Linked DNA regions of Mus musculus: region 2 is linked to region 1. The links are chromatin loops, found by intact Hi-C in ENCODE. Cell type or tissue: left cerebral cortex. All regions are shown on one strand. Each heading gives the region's core, and the rest is flanking DNA. Links, peaks and the distances in the headings are about the cores only. Region 1 overlaps Tbc1d4 (TBC1 domain family, member 4). Region 2 holds the start of Lmo7 (LIM domain only 7).

Region 1 (10,241 bases), core at 1,234-9,233:
ACGCAGCATGTCACATGGCCTCCTGCAACTCCAGCTCCAGGAGGCCCTGGTGCCCTGATGCCCTTTCTAACCTCTGCAGGCACTACCACTAATGCATGCAAACTCCACATGAACACGCTTTAAATGAAAGAGGAGAAGGGGGAGGGGGAGGGGAGGGGAAGAGGGAGAAGGGAGGGGAAGGGGAACAAAGGGGAAGGGGAAGAAGGGGAAGGGGAAGAAGGGGAAGGGGAAGGGGAAGGGGAAGAAGAAGAAGAAGAAGAAGAAGAAGAAGAAGAAGAAGAAGAAGAAGAAGAAGAAGAAGATTTGTAGATGATATCTCCCCATGCAGCCAGGCTGATCTTAAATTCTGAAGCTCCTACAATCCATTACCCTCAGCCTCGATGTAGGTGGGACTACAGGGATATGCTGTCACGTATGACGTATGGCCTCACTTTTAAATTTTTCCCACAATACCTCTAGATTCTTTGAATTTGCCTTAAAACCCTAAGGTATTATTTCAAAGGAAATGTTCTACGGTAAGATAAAGTTTAACTCTGGGTGGGTGCAGAGTCAAAAGAGACTAGAGTAATATGATGTTAAAATCAAAGAATCGCAAAGCTCTCGGTGCCTTTGAGAAGTCTCTGGCCTACCCCATCTTGTTACAAAACAAACTTCTTACATCAAAAGTTAAAGCAATAAAGAAGATAAAGAGATTAAACGAGAGGATCCGGGGCCAAAGAAAGCAGAGTCGCTCTGTGACTTGAACCAGACTCCTAGGAGCAGCTTTAGTTTTGATCTCCGGGCTGTAAGCCAAAATGGTTTCCTCTTAGCCTGGGCTTTAGAGTTCTTAGCAATCCTCAGCTACTTCGCTCCAACCCCTCGTGAAAGCACAGCTTTTCTCTTGCCTCTATTCTCCTGATATGATACCATGGAGCAGATCTGTGTAACCGTCATACCAAGGTCTTCCCCCGAGTCTGTCTTACTGTTCGTAGCACTGAACACTTACCTGTTTGTGAGTGTTTGTGTGTGTCTGTGCATGTGCGCGTGTACACGTGTATGTGAGTGACCACAGTGGCCAGGAAGGGGCATCAGAGCCCTTAGTGCTGTAGATACAGGTGATTGTGAGCAGCCTGATGGACACACTGGGGAAACAAGCTCTGGTCATCTGCAAGAGCCCTTAACTGCCGAGCCAGCTCTCCAGACCCCAGACAGATCTTCTTAGCCTAAGACCACTTTGAACTGCAGAAGCATATACCATACTCAAGGGGCACTCAAGGAAATCTTGGGGAATCTGATGATTTGATTAGAGTAGAATCCCCTTAGAAGCGGGGGTGCTCAATGACGGAGGGATGATAATAGAGCAGAGATGGGTGATAAGAAGTTAGAAGGAAAAAGTCATCAGATTCCCTGTCACAAATAAACCATTGTTTGAAAACAGATGAAATCCATTGCATGGAATGGTTTAAAAAAAAAAAAAAAAAAGCACAGAGCATGAACTTTGTCCTCAGTGACAGCCCCACGACAATACTGACTTCTGCCTCCAGAAGGGTCTCCATCTGTCTTCAGTTTTCCATCTGGAAAGCGTACATCACAGTACTTCTCTCACACGTAAGCTCAAAGGAAAATGTGAATGACGTGTGCAAATGTGGCGGAATGAGGTGGGACGGTAAACTAGCCAATAATGTTTTTAATTAAAGCTAAAATATCATTCTGCTCTGTGCTATATAAGAACCTGAAAGAGGCCATGTCAATATAAACATTCTGGCCTTCGGGGAACAGGGGGAACTGAGAGACACGAGGAGGAGAAGAAATTCTATGCGCAAGATGAGTAAAATACTGAGGGTGTTAGAGAGTGAAAATGTCCAAGAAGAAATTGGAATAAGACTCTTCACCGTTCTCGAAAAAGGATGCTCTGTAAGACACAGCGTAAATGTCAAGCCAGTGAGGACCTGGTCCCGCAGATATCTGGGGAGGCTTGTTCCCAACAGAGAGACCACCAAGTTCAAGGCTCTGAGCCACAGACTTGCCTGGGCTGTCCAGGGAACTGCAGGAAGCCCTTGTGGCTGGGATGGATGAATGAGCAAGGATTATGAACTGAGGAAATTGTGGGGACATGGAGACTGACATCACGCGAGCCTTGAAAGGACTTCAGCTTTTATTCTTATTGTTGAATGGTTGAATGGAGTCATGACAAGATTTATGTTTTCAAAGGACCCCTTGGTTAATGCAGAGAAGACTGGTAGCTCTGGCAACCCAGGGTAAGCACACCCAGGAGCAACCAACAGGGAGGTGTCGAGCAGCAGGGGGCAGCTGCACATTGTTTTAAAGATACAGTGTGGGTTTGGGGGTGTCCTCAGGCGGGGAGCAGGATGCAGAGATGTCAGGATAACTTCGTGCTTGAGAGTAACTAGGGATACAACAGGCTGGGAGGTGCAGCTGAAGAAATCCAGAGCTTGGGTTGGGTTATAAATTTCTCGTCTCACAGTATCAGCTGGCAGCTGAATCTATATCCCTCAGAAGAGAGAGGATGGCTGGCATAGAAAACATGACACTGTTATCCTACAGATGGCCTTTAAAGCTGTAAGATTAGATGGTTTTCATCAAGAGACTTTGTACAGGGGCTGGAGAGATGGCTCAGTGGGTAGGGGGCTTGCTGTGTAAGAATGAGAGCTTAAATTTAGAACCCCAGAAGCCAAGTCATCCAGGGGAGTACACATACGTCATCCTAAGACCCCATGAGATGGGAAGTGGAGATAAGCTGCCCCAATACTCCAAGGCCAGCTAGCCTGACATACTCTGCAGTGAACAAGAGAACTGATGCCCACGGCTGTCCCCTGACCTCTACTCTGTGACACAGTTTAAAAGGAAAAAGGTGTTGCACACGTATCAGAGAGAAACAGACAGAAAATTCCCCAGCCCAGCCCCCTCCCATGACTCCAAGTGCATACCAATCCAAGTGAGGAAGACTGAAGACATGTGAACAAAGGGAACTGCATCAAGAACCAGGAATAGAAGCATCAGAGAAGACCCTGAGGCCAGAAAAAGCGGAATAACCAATATGCTTGGGGTCATTGGTGGTTTTCATCTCTCTCACACACACACACACACACACACACACACACACACACACACACACATACACACATTGTGTAGGCAGCAGGCAAAAGCCATACTAGGGTAGACAAATTCAGGAACAAAGCCTGAAGCAACAGGGACAGACTGGCTCTGAGGACTTGGCTCAGCTGTTGCTTGCTGCTCTTCCAGAGGACACAACTTCCATTCCCAGCACTTGTATCGCAGCTCACAACCATCTGTAACTCCAGTTCCAAGGGACCTGAAGCTCGCCATGCATCGGGCACACACTTGGTGCAGAGACAAACATGCTGGCCAAACACTAATAATATACACACACACACACACACACACACACACACACAAAACAATAAAATAAACCTAAGGAAAACGTTACAAATAAAAGTATTCAAATGATGGCTTCTGATGAAGAAAGCCGCAGGAACAATGTCTGTACGTGGGCAAAAGGGAAGAGACAACACAACGGAGGTGGGAATAGTTCAGCGAGTGAGGCAGGGGCTGCAAAGTGCTGCTGTGGGCAGGCATGGCGCTGTGGGCAGGCATGGCGCTGTGGGCAGGCGTGGCGCTGTGGGCAGGCATGGCGCTGTGGGTAGCAGACTTCCTCCTTCCACTCCCGCAAGCTCCTCTGTAAATCACAAGGCAGCTCATGAGCAGAGCTGAGGACAGGGAGGAAGATTCAGCACGGCACTGAAGGTGAGACATTGAATTTAATTCAAAGTGATTACAGGCCAACTTGCAAGGCAAACTTGTCTTGATATCTTAAGGTCACTCTTTCTGAGATGTCACGGAAGCAATTACAAGTTAATGGAAGGTTTTACTAGAGAGCTTAAATATCTTGGGTAAGATCTGGTCATTGGCAAATAGAAAGCTGGAGTCGGCACCTACATGAAGGCATAGAAATAAACTACGCTCCCAGCATAGGCTGTGGCTGGGGACTAAAGTGGAAGTTTCTGGTTGTAATGCGATGCAGACTCACATGGTCTTTTGCTGAACAAGACTCACACTGCATTTTGCTGAGGCAGACTCACATGGTATTTGGAGGGCGGGAGATTGAAGTGTTTTAAAACCCTTCTTAAAAGTGGGATTTAAAAAACCCTAAGCCTACAGGGAGCTATTCTAAGACGTATTGTATTGGTTCCCTTTCTTGTTGCCATGACAAATTATCTACTTATACAACTTAAGGAAGAGTTTATTTTAGCTCATAGTTTGAAGGGATGTAGTCAATCAGGGAAGGAAGAAGCAGGAGGTAGCTAGCCCCATTGTACCTGAAGTCAGCAAGAAACAAGAAAAAACAAGCCGAATTTTCCTCTGCTTGCTTTCTCCTTTGTTCTGGAATTGCAGCCCCTGGGAAGGTACCACCCATATTCAGAGCAGGCCTTCGCTCCTCAGTTAAATCTCTTGGAGACACGCCCACAGACAGGCCCAGGGGTGTGTCTGCTAGGTAACTCCAAATCCAGTTGGGAGAACAGTGAAGATTAACATCACAAATGCATTTTGCAGTAAGTCTGTGTATACTTACACGGTAAGAGAGAACATTTTGCATCTTACTTGTGTCGCTTATGAAAAATAATTTTTTATTTCTTTTCTGATATAGATACAATTTTCAAAAGGCAAAGTCATTGACTCATGAGAGTGAAACTTCTTATGCACTCAGAAAAGTCCATCTGTTTTCTAACTGTAGCAACACAGCGTACAGGACTATGAAACACTGTGAATTACTATTATCTATCATGGCATTGTGAAATTCATGGTTCTGAATGCTGCAAGTCCCTGCAACCAATACAAAACACAGTGAACCAATCTATTAGTTGATTCTATTGATCAGAAAATGTACTTAATGCTTAGTGCCCGCATTTACTGTAATGACCACGAGGGGGAGTGTTTTCACCTGGACTACCGTAATACAACTGCAAAAGAATAATACTGAAAAAAATAGTTTGTAAAATGTCATTACCACTGCTCTTATTTTAGACCGTTTTAGATATAAAATCAACCACTTAGAAGCAAATCATTGTAAATTTGAATAATTAAACAAGTGTGCCAAACCAATTAGCAAGTTAATAAAAAGAAAGGTTACTTTGAATAAAAAAATTATCGTAAAGTCAGGATTTAATAGACTTGAACCTGTTAAATATGTTCACAGAGAGCATAATAAACATAGTAAGAAAATATGTCTTGGCATTTTATCAGGGTATATGAAAATATAGAGCCTTCTAAACAAAGCGACGGAGGGGACAGTTAATAAATTTCAACTCATAAAATGTCTGAACTCAAGAGGAGTGGAGGCTTTAGGCAAGCCGTGATTGTGCAACGGAATGGGGGCCAGGGGGCAAGTGCTGAGCCAGAGAGAATCTGGACACCCCAAGTTCGCTGAGATCAGTAGATAGAGTTGTAATGGTATCAGGAAACAAACACACCACACATTTCTCAGAAACCTATTTCTGTCCTGGCGTGCCACATTGCTTCAGACATTCATAACAGCACAACAGATCTTTCACATTGTAAAGCCCTCTTCTCCAGAGATTTCAGTTGCTTGCATACAATATCTTTAATCTATAAAGGTGCACGGGCTCCTCTTCTTCCAAGACGAAAAACAAAAAACAGAAACAAAAACAAACAAACAAACAAAAAAACGATCCTAACTCCATATCACTGAAAGATAACGTGAAAACACACAATTGCCTTGTCTCCAAAAATAGGCGGGCAGGGAGGGCAGCCACGAGCAGCCAGATGACTCTCTGACCCACGAGGGCACATTCCGTGGGTCAGAGAAGACTGCTGCGTTCTCCACGGTCCCAATTAAGACTGGAGCTCGGTATGACCCTGTCCTTGACCCTTACAGTAGAACTTCACTCCTCTGAAAAACAGGGGTCGAGGTGAAGTGTGACTGATACTGTTATCGCCAGTATGTTAAAAATGAATAGTGCGATGGCTTCCAGCGAGGTTGCCTTTGGGGCTGTCAGTACACGTTCAGATCTGGGAGCACAGTCAACATCAATCACCCAGGGAAGCTCTAACCAGAAAACATAGAGTCGGCTCTCATAGCAGCAGAGTGGAGGGGTTCCTCAGTGTTCATTAGAAAGCACAAAGCCACCTCCTCTTCCCACTCCACTGAAGAGAATCTAACCATTAGGAGGCTCAAAGGACATGATTCCTCCTGTCACCTTTGGTGGTAGAAAACAACAAACCAGCTTGGTACCGTAAAGGGCTTTTCCAGAAATAACATGCTTATATGTGCTTTACAGATCTGGCATCAAATTAATAAATGCAATACACACTGTCGCAAGCAATAAGCCTCTACCTCTGTGATCTCTGAAACTGCTTTGAGAGACACCTGAAAGAGTGCACCTCCCAGCCACAAGAGGCCCCAGCCTACCTTGTGCTCTCTTGGCAGGTTGCTTCTCCCATTCAGCAGAACTCCTAATATGTTCTGTAGCAGTGTAATCAAAGACCTCAAGTAGATATTTCTACTTATGGAACTGTATAAATACCACACATTTGGCTATGGATTTCTAAGTCCTTCAGTTTCTCCTCAGAAATTTAAACTGACTTGTAACACTATCATATTTGTAAGAATATAGAAGCCTTGGGGAAATGGCTCAGTGAGTGGTGTTTGCAAGAGAGCCCAAGTTCAGGTCCCCAGAAGTCAGTCAAATGCCAGGGATGGAGGTGCCTGCCTGTAATTTCAGCAGTGGTGAGACTGAGACAGGCAGGTGCCAGGGGCTCATTAGCCAGCTAGGTTATCGTGACATCCACACACATTCAAGCATGCACACACACACACACACACACACAGAGAGAAAGGCGTGTGGTGAATGCTAGGTAGGCTATCCTAGCATCCACACCTGAACACACACACACAGTCACATACACACACACACACACATGGGGGGGGGGGGTAAAGAATACCTGAACATCTTCTTAATATCTCTGGTACTAGGTTTAATGAAGCTAGTGTTTTGGTGTTAGCATTGCAACCAACATGATTTAAGATAGAAGAAATGAATAAAATCTGTTCAATGGTCACTAATAATGAGTGTGCACGCTGTGATCCTGTGGGCAAAATTCAATTTCATCAGCCTTCTCAAAGAAGAGATGTTTATTGAAGATGAATATGCTCTGAGAGACTTCACACCCGAAACCAAACTCAAAGCAAGCGAGGGTTTCTATGTCTATGTGTGAACAACTCTGAAAAATATCCGTGAGGGATTTAGCTGTGGTAGACACGACTGTAACGTCTAAATAGCATCCACTACAATGTAGATCAAACTTGGTGCTGTCGATTCTTGTACCGTCTCCAATCCAAATCTACCCCCACAAAGGCGCACAAGAAGCCACTCTGGTGACAGGTTTGGACAGGTTTCATTCAGTCCCACCAGGTCTGCTTTAGATGTACCCTAACATTACCACAGTGGAAGATGACATGCAGTCATTTTTCACTGATGGCCCCCAGCCATTACGTTAGCTGGGTACCACAGGTGTCCATATGTTCTCCCAGGACAGAGTTAGTCTGCAGTAGCAGGAAATGAAACCAAGAAGAAAAGAGAAATTGAAGGGAAAAAGGAAGTGAAGTTTTTGTCAGGTCAAGTCCCTGAGTGGAGGATAATGACACCCTTGATGTCAGGGTAGCTGGTGAGCTCCTGGCCTCCTATAATCCTGGGCCTCTCCAGGATTCCTTTAAATGTTGGTTTCCACTCTTGCCTCAGAGTTGTAGCTAATAGTACTAGTTTGTGAGAATACACGTTGATAAATCCACTAAGAAACTATTACTGTTTCATAGAACCCGCAGAAATCAATCATCAGGATCGGTTTCATCAATCATGATTAAAACTGAAAGCAATAAATGATTACACTACACTAACCCAATGTTCCTCTCGGATAAAAGTCAGCTGAGGAGGACGGGGCTAGGCCGGGAGGGCGACTTAGGAGGTGAGAGTGTTTTCCCCTCCATCCTGGGAGGAGCAGAGAGCAGATACAGGACCCACATAACAAGGAGAGCGTCCTCGCAATCACCTAACCCCAGTTCCAAGTAGGGTCAGAAACAGGATTACATAAGCTTCTGCCTTGCAGTGGGGACTAGGCATGGTCCCTAGGTTCAGGGGCATGGGGGCATGGTCCCTAGGTTCAGGGGCATGGGGGCATGGTCCCTAGGTTCAGGGGCATGGGGGCATGGTCCCTAGGTTCAGGGGCATGGGGGCATGGTCCCTAGGTTCAGGGGCATGGGGGCATGGTCCCTAGGTTCAGGGGCATGGGGGCATGGTCCCTAGGTTCAAGGAGGGGCTATTCCTTAAGTGAAAAGGCAGAGAGTAATAAAGAGTGGACACCGAATGCCCTTCCCTCCATCTCCATGTGAAGCCCAGGCGCATGCACACACACACACACACACACACACACACACACACACACACCACCACCACCACCACCACCACCACCACCACAAATAAATTTTAAAATAAAATAATACTTTTTAAAAATAGTTAAAGGCTTAGGGCTGTTTGGTATTACTTATAGTCCTTAAACACTAAAGATCATGTTTCTTTTATTTTGCTTGGTTATCTTGGGGACTCTAATTATTTGATCTTAAATAGTGGCAACTATACTCTAGACTACAGGACATAAAGAAACAAATGAAAAAAGGGGGAAAAAAGAGGAGTATCAGTGCCTTACACACTCACACGCTCACACACACATGCATATGCATGCATGGATACACACATGCTCACACACATATGCACACATATACATGTGTATACATATGCACTGAAATACACACACATGCACCCATACCATGGACATTCTCTTAAGTCAAGCTTCTTAAGGAAATGGAGCACAATAGATCTACTTACACCTCATTGGCCAGATCAACAGGAACTTCTAGGCAAAAGAATAGCTAAGAATAATAGTCCTGGCTCTAGATGGCAATGTACCAAGTTAAAATTCTATCTCCAAAGAAGGGAGAAGAGGCGTCAGGAACAACTTGTGCTCTTGTCATAACTGCCAATGATGAACTGCCGTCAGTCAGCACTCCTCAACCAAAAAAGCTAGTGATGAATGGAAAGCAAAGATGAAACTACGTAATAACACTAAAAAGAAAGAAATCAGACCAAAGGTACAGAAATGTGTAAAGACAGATTTACCAGGCACTTCAAAAAAAAAAAATTCCAGATTAGGCTCATAGGATCCTATCCCTTCCTGATGAGCGGCTGGCTACTGATGTACTCTGGGGGAGGGAGAATCATTATCTTCAGATTGTACCCACTGGTGGACCCACCAGGTTTCAGGAAATAGTTCTAAAGCCATCACAATGCCCGCTGTCCTGGTTAAAGTCAGTGGGTCACAAAACAAAGCAAAAAGATACTGGGCTGTATTTTTAAATTCCAATGTTTTAGTTAGGGATTTACTGCTGGAAACAGACACCATGACCAAGGCAAGTCTTATAAAGGACAACATTTTATTGGGGCTGGCTTACAGGTTCACAGGTTCAGTCCATTATCGTCAAGGCAGGAACATGGCAGCATCCAGACAGGCTTGGTACAGGAGGAGCTGAGAGTTCTACATCTTCATCTGAAGGCTGCTAGCAGAATATTGACTTCCAGGCAGCTATAATGAGGGTCTTAAGCCCACGTCCACAGTGACACACCTACTCCAACAAGGCCACACCTACTCCAACAGGGCCACACCTTCTCATAGTGCCACTCCCTGGGCCGAGCATATACAAACCATCACATTCACCTTTCCACCACTACTACTGCAACCTTCATCATGCTGCAATGTTTTAAAACAGTTCCTCATGTTGTGGTGAGCCCAGCCATAATTTTTTTTCCTGATACTTCATAACCGTGCATTTGCTAGTGTTAATGAATCATGATGTAAATACCTGATCTGCCAGATGTCTGATATGCAACTCCTGTAAACAAAAGAGTCTGGACCCAAGGTTGAGAACTGTAATCTAGAAGAAGCCTGAACTGCCCAGATCAGTTTAGCCTGGGCACATGGATGTGAGAAGACCTAGCCCACTGTGAGTGGTACCATTCCCTGGACTACATAGAACAGGTAAAGCCTAAGTAAAAGGAAGCAGACAGCATCAGAGCATGTTTCCCTGTGTCCTTACCAGCTGTCACAGGCTGCTGAGACTTCCCGACATGGTGACCTATAATCTGGAACTGTAG
Region 2 (10,241 bases), core at 955-8,954, 210 kb after region 1:
TTTGGCAAGAAATTTGGTTGCTTTCTGCCCTTGATCTAAGAATCTGACTGAGACTAAAGTAAAAAGTGATAGATTCATTTTTCTTTTGACAGAGTAGATTTCAAGTCAGCCTAACGTTGACTATGTTGCATGCTTATTGGTAATAACTCTTAATGCAGATCTACAATGGAAAGGAGACGATGAAGCAAAAGGAAATATAAAATGTACAGTTAAAGAAGAAAAGAAGCTCCGAGAAAACAAAAAAATACATGGTTATTTAATTGATGGGGATAGTGGGGTAGAACTATGTGAGACCTATATTTTAGCAATGTTAGACTATTTCTGAAATCTAGCAGAATGCTGAGGAACTGAATGAAAGAAGTAGCAACGGTGGGAAGGACAGAGTCCACTGGAAAAACAAGGAAAAGAAGATTGATGGAACTCGGAATGGGGCAGACTTGCAGAGGAGAGATGCAGTGCAGCATCATGCCACAAATTGTGAGCTCTGTACCGTCCACCATCACAGAGAAGGAGGAGGAAATTGAAGTTTGTGGCATGAGATGCAAAGTCAAGTTTGAAAACATTTGTGTCATACAAGTTTTCTCACTTACAAAACTAATGTACAGGGGTGGGGTGGGGTGGGGATGGGGACCTAGGTATGGTGGTGCACATCTTTAATCCCAGCACTTGTGAGGCAGAGACAGGTGGATCTCTGAGTCTGAGGCCAGCCTGTTCTTCAAAATGAGTTTCAGGATAGCCAGGGCTACTAGTAATAGACATTGTTAAGCCCCCCCCTTGTTTACTATGTAGTAACATTCATTAATTTCAAAAATATTAACAGTTAGCTGGTCTTGATGGCACACAATTGTAACCCTGCAATGTGAAAAACTAAGACAAAAATCAGGAGTTCAAGTCCAGCCTTTGCTACAGAGAAAGTTTAAGGATAGTCTGGGCTACAAGATATTCTGCCTCAAAAATATATTCCTGATTTAAGATGCTGCATTAAGGGAAAATATATATATATATATATATATAGTATTTTTCCTCCTAGAAATATATTTAATGAATTTATATATTTGTAATAGGGGCTTACTAAGTTGTCCAGTCTGGTCTGCTATTTCTGGCTCAAATAATCCTCCTGCTCTATTCTCTCAAGTAGGTGAAACCCAGGGGCACTCACCTATATCTTGCTCTTTGTAGTATATTTTAAGCCTCTTTCTGTGTCATTGACTATCTTATGTTTTTTTTTAATGATGGCATGGTATCTAACTCCAGGGAGGAACTTCTATCTATTCTACCTCCTCAATTAGGGGAGGTCTTGATTTCTTTGGGATTCTGACTTTGAAACCAGTCACACAAAGGTTCTCACAGTTGATTTTGATTTCTCTAGAGAGTGGAGCAAATTGTGATTATTTTATGGTGCAAGACAGGAGCAGGAATCAGAGCTGGTGAAAGGAGTGTGATTCCATGGGTAGGGGAAGCTACATAGAAGCTTACACAAGATGAGTAAATCAATCAACCCCAGGATCCACTGGAGAAGACCAACTAGCCTTGTCCGTCACAAGGCTGAAAACGGACAGCCGAGGTTTTCTGTCTGAATTCAGTCAGTAGAGGAGACAGCTGCTCTGAGAAAGCATGGCCCCAGGTGAGGCTGCTTCTGCGGTAGAGGCCAACCTAGGATGTGTGACAGCTGGAAGCGTCACACATCCTGATGTGTGACCATACTTCCCAGTGTTGGGCTGCAAGTTTTCCTAAAAAAGAAGGTTTGGGTGGGACATGTCTGCATCCGTTGCAGATGTTCAGTCTGTATTTGTCTTTAGGATGCAGTCCCTTAAATAGACCATGGGGATTTTTAGCCATGTGTGTAAAATGAGTTTCTAGAAAGATTGTGGCCCTCATTTCACCAATTAAATGAACATTGCATCCCATTGCTAATGCATAGAAAACAGTGCAACTATATTGCTTGTTTACTTAATTTTTTCTGTAGCCCAGGTTGGCCTGGGGCTTCCTGCCCTCCGTCATCAGCCTCCTGAGTGCTGTGACTAAAGGTATGAGCCACAAGCTCTCCTCTATGTTTTCTAAATATTGAAAAGTACCCTAACTTTTCTTGGACAACACATTTTCTGATGCTTAACTTTTTAAACTATTTAAACATCTCATCTTGTTTTGTGTGCCTGACCTGAGTGTATGGCTGTGCACCATATGTATGCAGGATGCTTAACTTTTTTATTATGTTTGTATTTGTGTGTGTGTGTGTGTGTGCATGCACACACATGTATTTCAGCACATGTATAAAGGTCAGAGGACAACTTACAGGAATCTGTTTTTTTCTTCTGCCATATGAGCTTCCAGATCAAATTCAGGTAGTCAGCCTTGGCATCAAGCATCTTTTCCTGCTGAGCCATCTCACTGGTCCCAGATATTTAATTTCCATGAAATAATGAAGCAAAGAATTATGCTTAGGTGTTCTGAGTCGTCAACCTGCTGCCTTAACTCCTTAAGATGAGCCGTGGCTGGTGGCCAAGTTGACTTTAAACCATTTTCATGGTTCTATACTTCTTGCAATATCTTCATTTGAACAAGTAAAATGGCATCCCCACTCAGTAGGAAAATTCTGTATGTGAAAGCAGATACGTGTGCTCGTGTGCGCGCATGTGCGCTCACACACACACAGTGTGCCCAAAAGAAAAGAATACCTCTTTTGTGGTATGTATACTCATGGGCTTTTACAAATACCATCATATTTAATTGTTTTATAAAACAATCCTTTCACTGGGCAGTGGTGGTGCACACCTTTAATCTCAGCACTTGGGAGGCAGAGGTAGGCAGATTTCTGAGTTTGAGGCCAGCCTGGTCTACACAGTGAATTCCAGGACAGCCAGTATTACACAGAGAAACCCTGACTCCAAAAGCCAAATAAATAAATAAATTAAATTAAAAAAATAAAATGATCCTTTTGAGATGTTACTGTCTCCACACTTCTCAGACGATGAAACTGGAGATCTGGTATCTGATAACCTAAGTTGTTCTGGGTCCCAGGCCTGTGCACTTCTCATCCTGGGCAGCTGCCTGCAGAGTGAAACATTGGGCTCTGCAGCAATGTATTAGTTGCTTATTTTCCTGTGAGAAAACACCATGACTAAAGCAACTCATGATAGTTTATTTTGCCTCAGGGTCCATAACAGCTAGGGAGGCTTTTTAACCACACCCAGAAGACAGAGAGACAGAGAGAGAGAGAGAGAGAGAGAGAGAGAGAGAGAGCACAAGCTGGAAGCAAGGTGAAGCTGTAAACACCCAAACCCAGCTCCCAGCGACATACTTCTCCAGCAAGCCTGCACTTCCTAAAGGTTCTATAGCCCCTCCAAACAGCTGGGGACCAAGTGTTCACATACTTGTGTCTAGGGTGGGCATTTCTTGTTCAAACCACTTGTGACCACAGGAGGCATTTCAGATAGCATGTGCTTATATAGGAATCCTAAGAACTTCCTGTCCCGCTGCACTGGCAATACTGAAGCTCTGGTATTCTATGTATTTCAGTATGATATTTTGTGTCTTTATCAGGGTGGTAGCTCACACTTGTAATTTCAGCACTGGACTGGCCAACCAAGGTATGGGGATTGGCATGAATTCCAGGCCATTATAGCCTACACTAATGAGGGCTTGCCTCAAAACATCAACCCTTCCCTCGCTCCCTTAAATAAAACCATTTCGCGTTATATTAAGTTTTTACTTCATGTTTGCCAAAGACAGCAGTTTTGTGATAGAGAAAAGGAGAGAAACATCTTCCTGTTTTCTTTAACCATCCCACTCTCCTCTAGGGTTTGGCCTAATAAGAGTGTAGGCAGCAGGCAGAGAGGGATGGTCCAGTCAGTGGCCTCCTGCCATAGCAAGAATAATCCCTGAAGTTTGTCAGCCAGCTCTTCTAAGCAGACCCAGTGATTACAGCAGGCCAATTAAAAAAAAAAAAAAATAAGGCTTCGGGATAAACAGAAACCATCACCCCAATCCAGATGGTCTTCATTCACAAGAGCAAGTGGGTTCCAACCCAGCCTTTAGATCTAACTTCCAGGAGGCAGGAAGTACTGGGAGAGAAATGTGGTGAAGACACCACAAAGAAGCCATAAGACAAATCCAGAAGGCAACTTGTTTCTTTCAACACACGATGCCATTCCAAAAAAGGAAGAAGGGGCTTGAGGAGGAGGCCCTTCTAGGGTAAAAAATCCGCAATCAAACGGAATGCAGATTCTCTGATTGCCTCGAGGTCTAGGTAAGTCAGCTGCAAAGGACGCTTTGGCATCCTAGGGAAATCCGAGCCCGGTTGATTAGCAATTTTATTGGCTTTATTTAGTTACATGTGAAAATGGTCTATGATATTGCAGGATAGTGTTCGTTAAAGATGAACTGTATCCTGGGATATTTAGAGCTGAAATGTATCCTACTTTAAACCTCTCTATAGTGAGATAAGCCCAAGTGCTAATGATCATTAAACAGAAGCTAGGCTGTTTCCGTAGACAAGATTCTCTGCCATACGTTTGAAAATTTCTTTAATCACACACACACACACACACACACACAAAGAAAAAAAAGAAAAAAAAAAGAAAAGAAAAAAAGAATGAAATGTTGCGTCTCCTCCAGAAAAGAAGGGCTGATCTTATCTTCTTCCATAGGTCAAGTACCCTGGTTGGAGCCCAGAGAGTCCCCAGAGTTTCCTTGGAGAGATCGCGGGGCATTGGACCACCTGTGCACTTTGCTGGCCAGGCCCCGAGCACTTACTCAAACTCTCTGCTCACTCTGAATAACCAGTCACCTTTGCCACACCACGAAGGGTACAGGTTTTGATTCTCCGGGGGAGGGCGGGCCAATGTCCAGAACTGGGCCAAGCAGGCAGGAGAGGTGGGAGAAAAGCCAAGTTCCTTCGGTTCACCGTACCCTTGAGGCGAGAGGGGAAATGAAGCCACAGGTCTTCCCCACGGACCCACCTGCGATCGGGGGAGGAGCGACGCCAGCCCAGACTAGGGGACCAGCCGCCAGTGCCCAGGCCGGTACCCTCACCTGCGGCCGGAAGCCGGGGCAGTAGCGGGGACCGCGCAGCATCTGGGACCGGTCAGCGAGCTCCGTGGAGCCGGAGGGTAGTGGCGTGGAGGCCTGGTGGCTCCGCGTCCCCGCGGGGGAAGTTTCTTGGCCCGGAAAGGTGCAATTGTGTGCAGCTATTCCTGGTATGTCAGGCCGCAGGCAGAAGGGGCGCCGCCTCCCGAGAGAGCCCGGGACTGGGAAGGCGGGTAGAGGCGGGAAGGATGCCGGCTGGGGCGCATCTCCCCGCCCAGATAATTCTGACCAGAGAGGTGGCTGCAAGGACCCTGGCGAGGGGCAAGGACGGAAGCTGGGACCGGCCCGTAGGGGGTGGGCCGGGGCGGGGCTACTGTCGAGGGCGGTGACAGCGCTTGCGACTTTTGAAGTTCCCAGGAGTCCCGGCTCCTTCTGCACACCGCTTCCAGTTGCCTCTTCACCTCCTCCTGCTCCAGTCAGGCTGAACTTGAGCCGATTTCTAGAGTTTGGAGAAAGCAACTCCTGCAAATTCTTCTAGGTTCCTGAACTCAAACTGCACGTCGCTACAAAGGGCGGGGGACGCGTGGCGTGGGAGCTCTGGGTCCCGGCGCGCACCCACTGAGCTGCTCCTCTCCCTCTCTTGCCCTAGACATGGAAGGGATGGAGGACGCCGAGGCCGATTGCTCTGTTGCATTCGCAGAGGCTCAGAGATGGGTGGAGGTGAGTGTCTTTTCCAGTTCTTTACAGATGAATTTACACTTTCCGTGCCTGAGTCTTCTTGGGTTTCCCACCAATCTGAGCTTACGTCCGTCCGGTGACCTAGGCTGAGTAAAGAGGCAGTTTTGGGTACAGTGCAAAATTTCCCTCTCTAGTCTTCTGATGCCTAGCCCTCCTCAGACTTTCTTGCAGATCTCCCAGCGCTTGTCCACCAGGTTTGGGTATCGCACTTCCCAAAAAGCGGGGCACAGAGCTAGGCTGGGGACCTCGGGCGCATTTCTTCGGGATGCAGTTGCTTATCACGCACCTGGGTAGCCAGTGTATTCAGCACGGGGTGTGAGCCTAGAGAGTTGGGGGGCTGCCATCCTTCCCTCTCCCGCTCTCTTCCTCTCCAGTTGAGAAACTAAAATATCCTAAGCTCCTTTACAGACGGCTTGTTATTCTTCCAGCTGTGCCTCACAGACAAGATCTTCTGTTCCTTTTATTGTCACGAAGGAGAGATAGTCTCTACATGGTCGCCTTCGGACTAGCCTGTTTTATTCCGTTGCTGACCACCTAGGTGGGTTGTGCTTGTGAATGAACTCAAGGCACCCCACACCTGGGCTCTAGTACCGAGTTACAACTCTAGACTTATGAGGTGACTTTCCGGATGGGTCAAAAGAATCCTTCCCAAAGTGGGACTCAGAATAACTGATGGTTATAAAATTGTTGCCCACACCAACCCTGACGTCATTTTGGAGTTAGTGGTGCCACATGCTGTTTTATCCAACAGCTAGGGAATTTAATTCAGGGCCTGGGACATGCTAGATAAGAGCGGCTACTCCTGAATCACGCCTGCAGCCCCTCAATCTACCTAAAAATTCAAATTAGGCTACTAAGAATATAGGGGAAGCTAGTTCTTTAAAAGTCATTTTATTTTATGTTTTAAAGAAATACATGTAGGGTCCCACTAGCTTGAGGACCTGCTTTTGGGTCTCTAGCACCCGTGGAAAAAAGCCATTGCAACTCCAGGACAGGCAGGGCTGCTGAGGCAGAAGTATTCAGTGTGACTTAGCCAAAATGGTGGCTTCCAAGTATATACCCCAACCCCCATCGGAATCTACATCCACATACATACCTACAAACACACACACACACACATACACACACATACATACCTACAAACACACACACATACATACCTACAAATGCTCACACACACACACACATACATACCTACAAATGCTCACACACACACACACACACATACATACTCACACATACCTACAAACACTCACACACACACACATACATACCTACAAACACACACACACACACATATACATACCTACAAATACACACATACACACTCACATACATACATACCTACAAACACACACATACTCACACACGCTCATACACACACACACACACATATATATATACCTACAAACACATACACATACATACACACATACACACCTACAAACACTCACACACACATACACATTTTAAAAATATCATGTACTTATGAGGAAAAAAAATAAATGTTAAATGTTATACTTCTGTATAGTAAGAGGGCAGGAGATATGAGTGACCTCACTTTCTAGATGGTAGAAGTGTCTCAGATGGTAGCTTTTGGTGTCTTTAAAGGCTGAAACTTTGAGCTGTGCCAAGGTGACTTGGAGAGATGGGAGGAAGGGTATGGAAGGCTGGGAGAAGTTACAAACACTGCATTCAGAATTGAAATGAGAGTGGAAAAATCCCAGCAATGGAGTTAAGAGAAAAAATAACTTTGCTCCTTCATAAACCTGGAAAAATCAAGGCTTTACCTGTAATTTTCCATCAGTGGTGTTTGCGCTGCATGGTTTCAGAAAGCAAGCTGAAGTCACCATTCACTTTTTTCATATGAGTGTATGGGATGGAAGGGGGAAGGGGCCATTTCCATTCACACCCCCTGAGTCTGGGTGGTATTGGCAATTTGGGGTCATTCACAGTTTATAGGTGGTGTTGCAAGACTTATACTTGTTTCTGAAACTGTGCATAGCGTTCTTTTCTTACCCAGGGGTTAGTATCTGGATCTTAAGAAAGTCAATACTATTTGTGTATCTTAGCACGCTTACAGTTGTGTAAAAGTTCTGCGAACAATTTGCATACTATGACCTCCTTGCAAGTGTGATGGTCTGAAAGATAATCATTATGTGTGTGCATCTTCTCCCTCAGTCCCAGCCTGTGGAAAGGCTTAGCAGCAGTGCTTTGACAACTTGGTATGTTCCTTATTTACAGAGAGTACAGAGTTTCTAAAGCTACTGTCAGATTCCTTTAATATAGTTACAGAAATTAAAATTAATTTTTTTTACTCCTCACACTAGTTGGACTACTGTTAAATGTTCTTGAAGATATTTGAATGGGTTTTGTATTCATATTTGTTTATTTATTCACTTATTTATTTCCAGACATGGGAGGCTTGGATATCCTGGAACTCGTTATGTAGACCAGGCTGGCTTTGAACTCTTGGAGATTACCTGTTCTGGTTCTAGAGTGCTGGCACTGAAGGTGTTCAGTATCATGCCTGGCCTCATGTTCTTATTTAAAAATTTTATCATCTATTCTTTAGGAGGACCCTGGGCATTTGAAGTCATGCTAGTTGGTTCTCTTGTTAGGGTTTTTGTTTGTGTTTGTTTTGTTTTTTCGACTAAAGCACACACATATTAAAGACATTCCTTTGTCCAAAGAGCAGAATGTCTGACTTTCATTGCCACACAGCCCATTGCTTTCAAGAGGACCCTTAGTTTGAAGATAAAGTGTTAATTTCAAGGTATTTTCTGAAGCATTTTGGACCATGAATGAGATAGTATCATACAGTTCTCTTGTTTGTTAATCTTCTCTTCTTTGTTCTTTCTGTGAGTTTTCTCTACATGGCTTCTGATTCATTTATCTCACGTGTTTAGGTATGTACATGTGCCATAACCTGTAGTATTGCAGAGAAGATAGCCTGCTGTCTAAATCGTCACCTAAAGTTTTATAGGGAACTATATTTTTCTACTGTGGTGTGGCGGGGGACTAAACATAGCCACCTCACGTATGACATAGGTGCTCATCCACTGAGCTACCTGCCTCACCCCTTCAGCTGCAGTTTTGAGTCTCCCAAGGTCCAGAAACTCCAATAACCTTGTACAACTTTAAATGATGACCGGACTTCATGTCAGTCTGAGCTTCCCATTTCTCACCAGTGACGGCAAATGCATAACGTGCTATTCTTCACACAAAAAATTGATGTAGTTAAAGTTTATTTTGAGGGGATGTATGGAGCAAGTGGGATGTGATGACTCTTGTCACTCTACTGGTTTCTCTTTTGCTTCATTTGAAATTATACTTCGATTCTTAAGAAAAAAAAATGAAGACACTAAGCAGGTTTGTCCACTCGGGAATTAATTCTGCAGTGAAAACAAATGTGGAACTGGATCCCTTCTAGATATTGCGACAGAATGACATCAGATGATTATCTAGGTGGAAATGTGGTTTGGAATATTAATAATGTAGCAGGGCTAGTTTATGATTAAACATTGGTTTAAAACAGCGTGAGCAGTGGTTTGCAGGCAAAGCCCTCCTAGCAAGGTCATAGAGTAGATGATGGAGTGGTTGAAAACACAGCCTAGACTCACTAATTTTAGTTCGCTTCTGCTGTGCCTTTTAATTTCCTATACCTAATAGTTTCCTCTGTCTGCTTAGGGACAAACCCTTAACTTAAACAGATAAAGTACTGATGAGATTAAACACCAGGGGTGCAGTTCACAGCTTGATCACTGGTTTCCAGGCTGTGAGTTCTTTTTGCTCTCTAGGTATGCCACTTAGGCAGAGCTGTGTTTATGGCTCACTTGATTCGCTGCTTCCTTGCCCTGCTCCTCCCCCACCCCCTTCCTGCTATCTCTGGGTTTGAGTCTTTCAGTATCACTATGATCTTGTAAAAGCACAGAAGGGTGCCAGCGTGAGTACATCGCCAAGTTTGGCATCAGAATAAGAGCCCTGGCTCTTTGTTTACTTCCCATTGGTCTGGTCTTCTACGTGTCCTAAGTTTTATCCTTCAAAGACGGTCTGTCCCTAGGGCTCTTTGGCTTGCCTCTGTGCAGAAGGAGTTTAGAAAAGTAAAGAATCCCTTGGTTTTAAACAATGGTACTTTCTGGGTCCACCACTGATATAAGCACAGTTCTACCCTTCATCCTCACTAAACTGTATCCTTTCTATCCATGGCTGTGGACCTCAGGTCTGTAAGATACCGAATGATCACTGAACACCAGTGTAGTCTATAGGGCAAGAGAACACTCTTGTATGTGTGCTGTTGCTTTTGAAATATAGTGACAAATATTCATTTGGAAACGTTTCTAAATTCAGAGGAGCATATTTAGTAATACATGTAATTTCCTTTCTTTCTTTTCTTTTTTCTTTCTTTCTTTCTTTCTTTCTTTCTTTCTTTCTTTCTTTCTTTCTTTCTCTCTCTCTCTCTCTCTCTCTTTCTTCTT

Evidence for each region. Peaks named below come from ENCODE experiments on the same cell type or tissue, not always from the same donor. Only the 100,000 strongest peaks of a DNase experiment are listed, where the experiment ranks them.
Region 2: it touches region 1 in a loop (2.2-fold over the local background); 1 of 42 quality-filtered maps calls a loop at or near these places.

What each region holds. Positions count from the first base shown.
Region 1 is chr14:101,512,587-101,522,827 of GRCm38, forward strand. The region is part of intron 1 of Tbc1d4 (TBC1 domain family, member 4); the gene reads right to left. Among named protein-coding and RNA genes, the nearest start is that of Tbc1d4, 91 kb to the right of the region's middle. In left cerebral cortex, for the core only: a CTCF peak has its summit at 4,941; DNase peaks (open chromatin) are centred at 4,135, 4,435 and 4,906.
Region 2 is chr14:101,724,481-101,734,721 of GRCm38, forward strand. Lmo7 (LIM domain only 7) reads left to right here and starts at 5,448. Exons shown (of 31, transcript NM_201529.2): 1 at 5,448-5,745. The coding sequence starts at 5,677. Gm9922 (predicted gene 9922) reads right to left here and starts at 5,248. Exons shown (of 2, transcript NR_168926.1): 1 at 5,032-5,248; 2 at 3,120-4,909. In left cerebral cortex, for the core only: a CTCF peak has its summit at 5,244; a DNase peak (open chromatin) is centred at 5,359; H3K4me3 peaks cover 1,535 bases.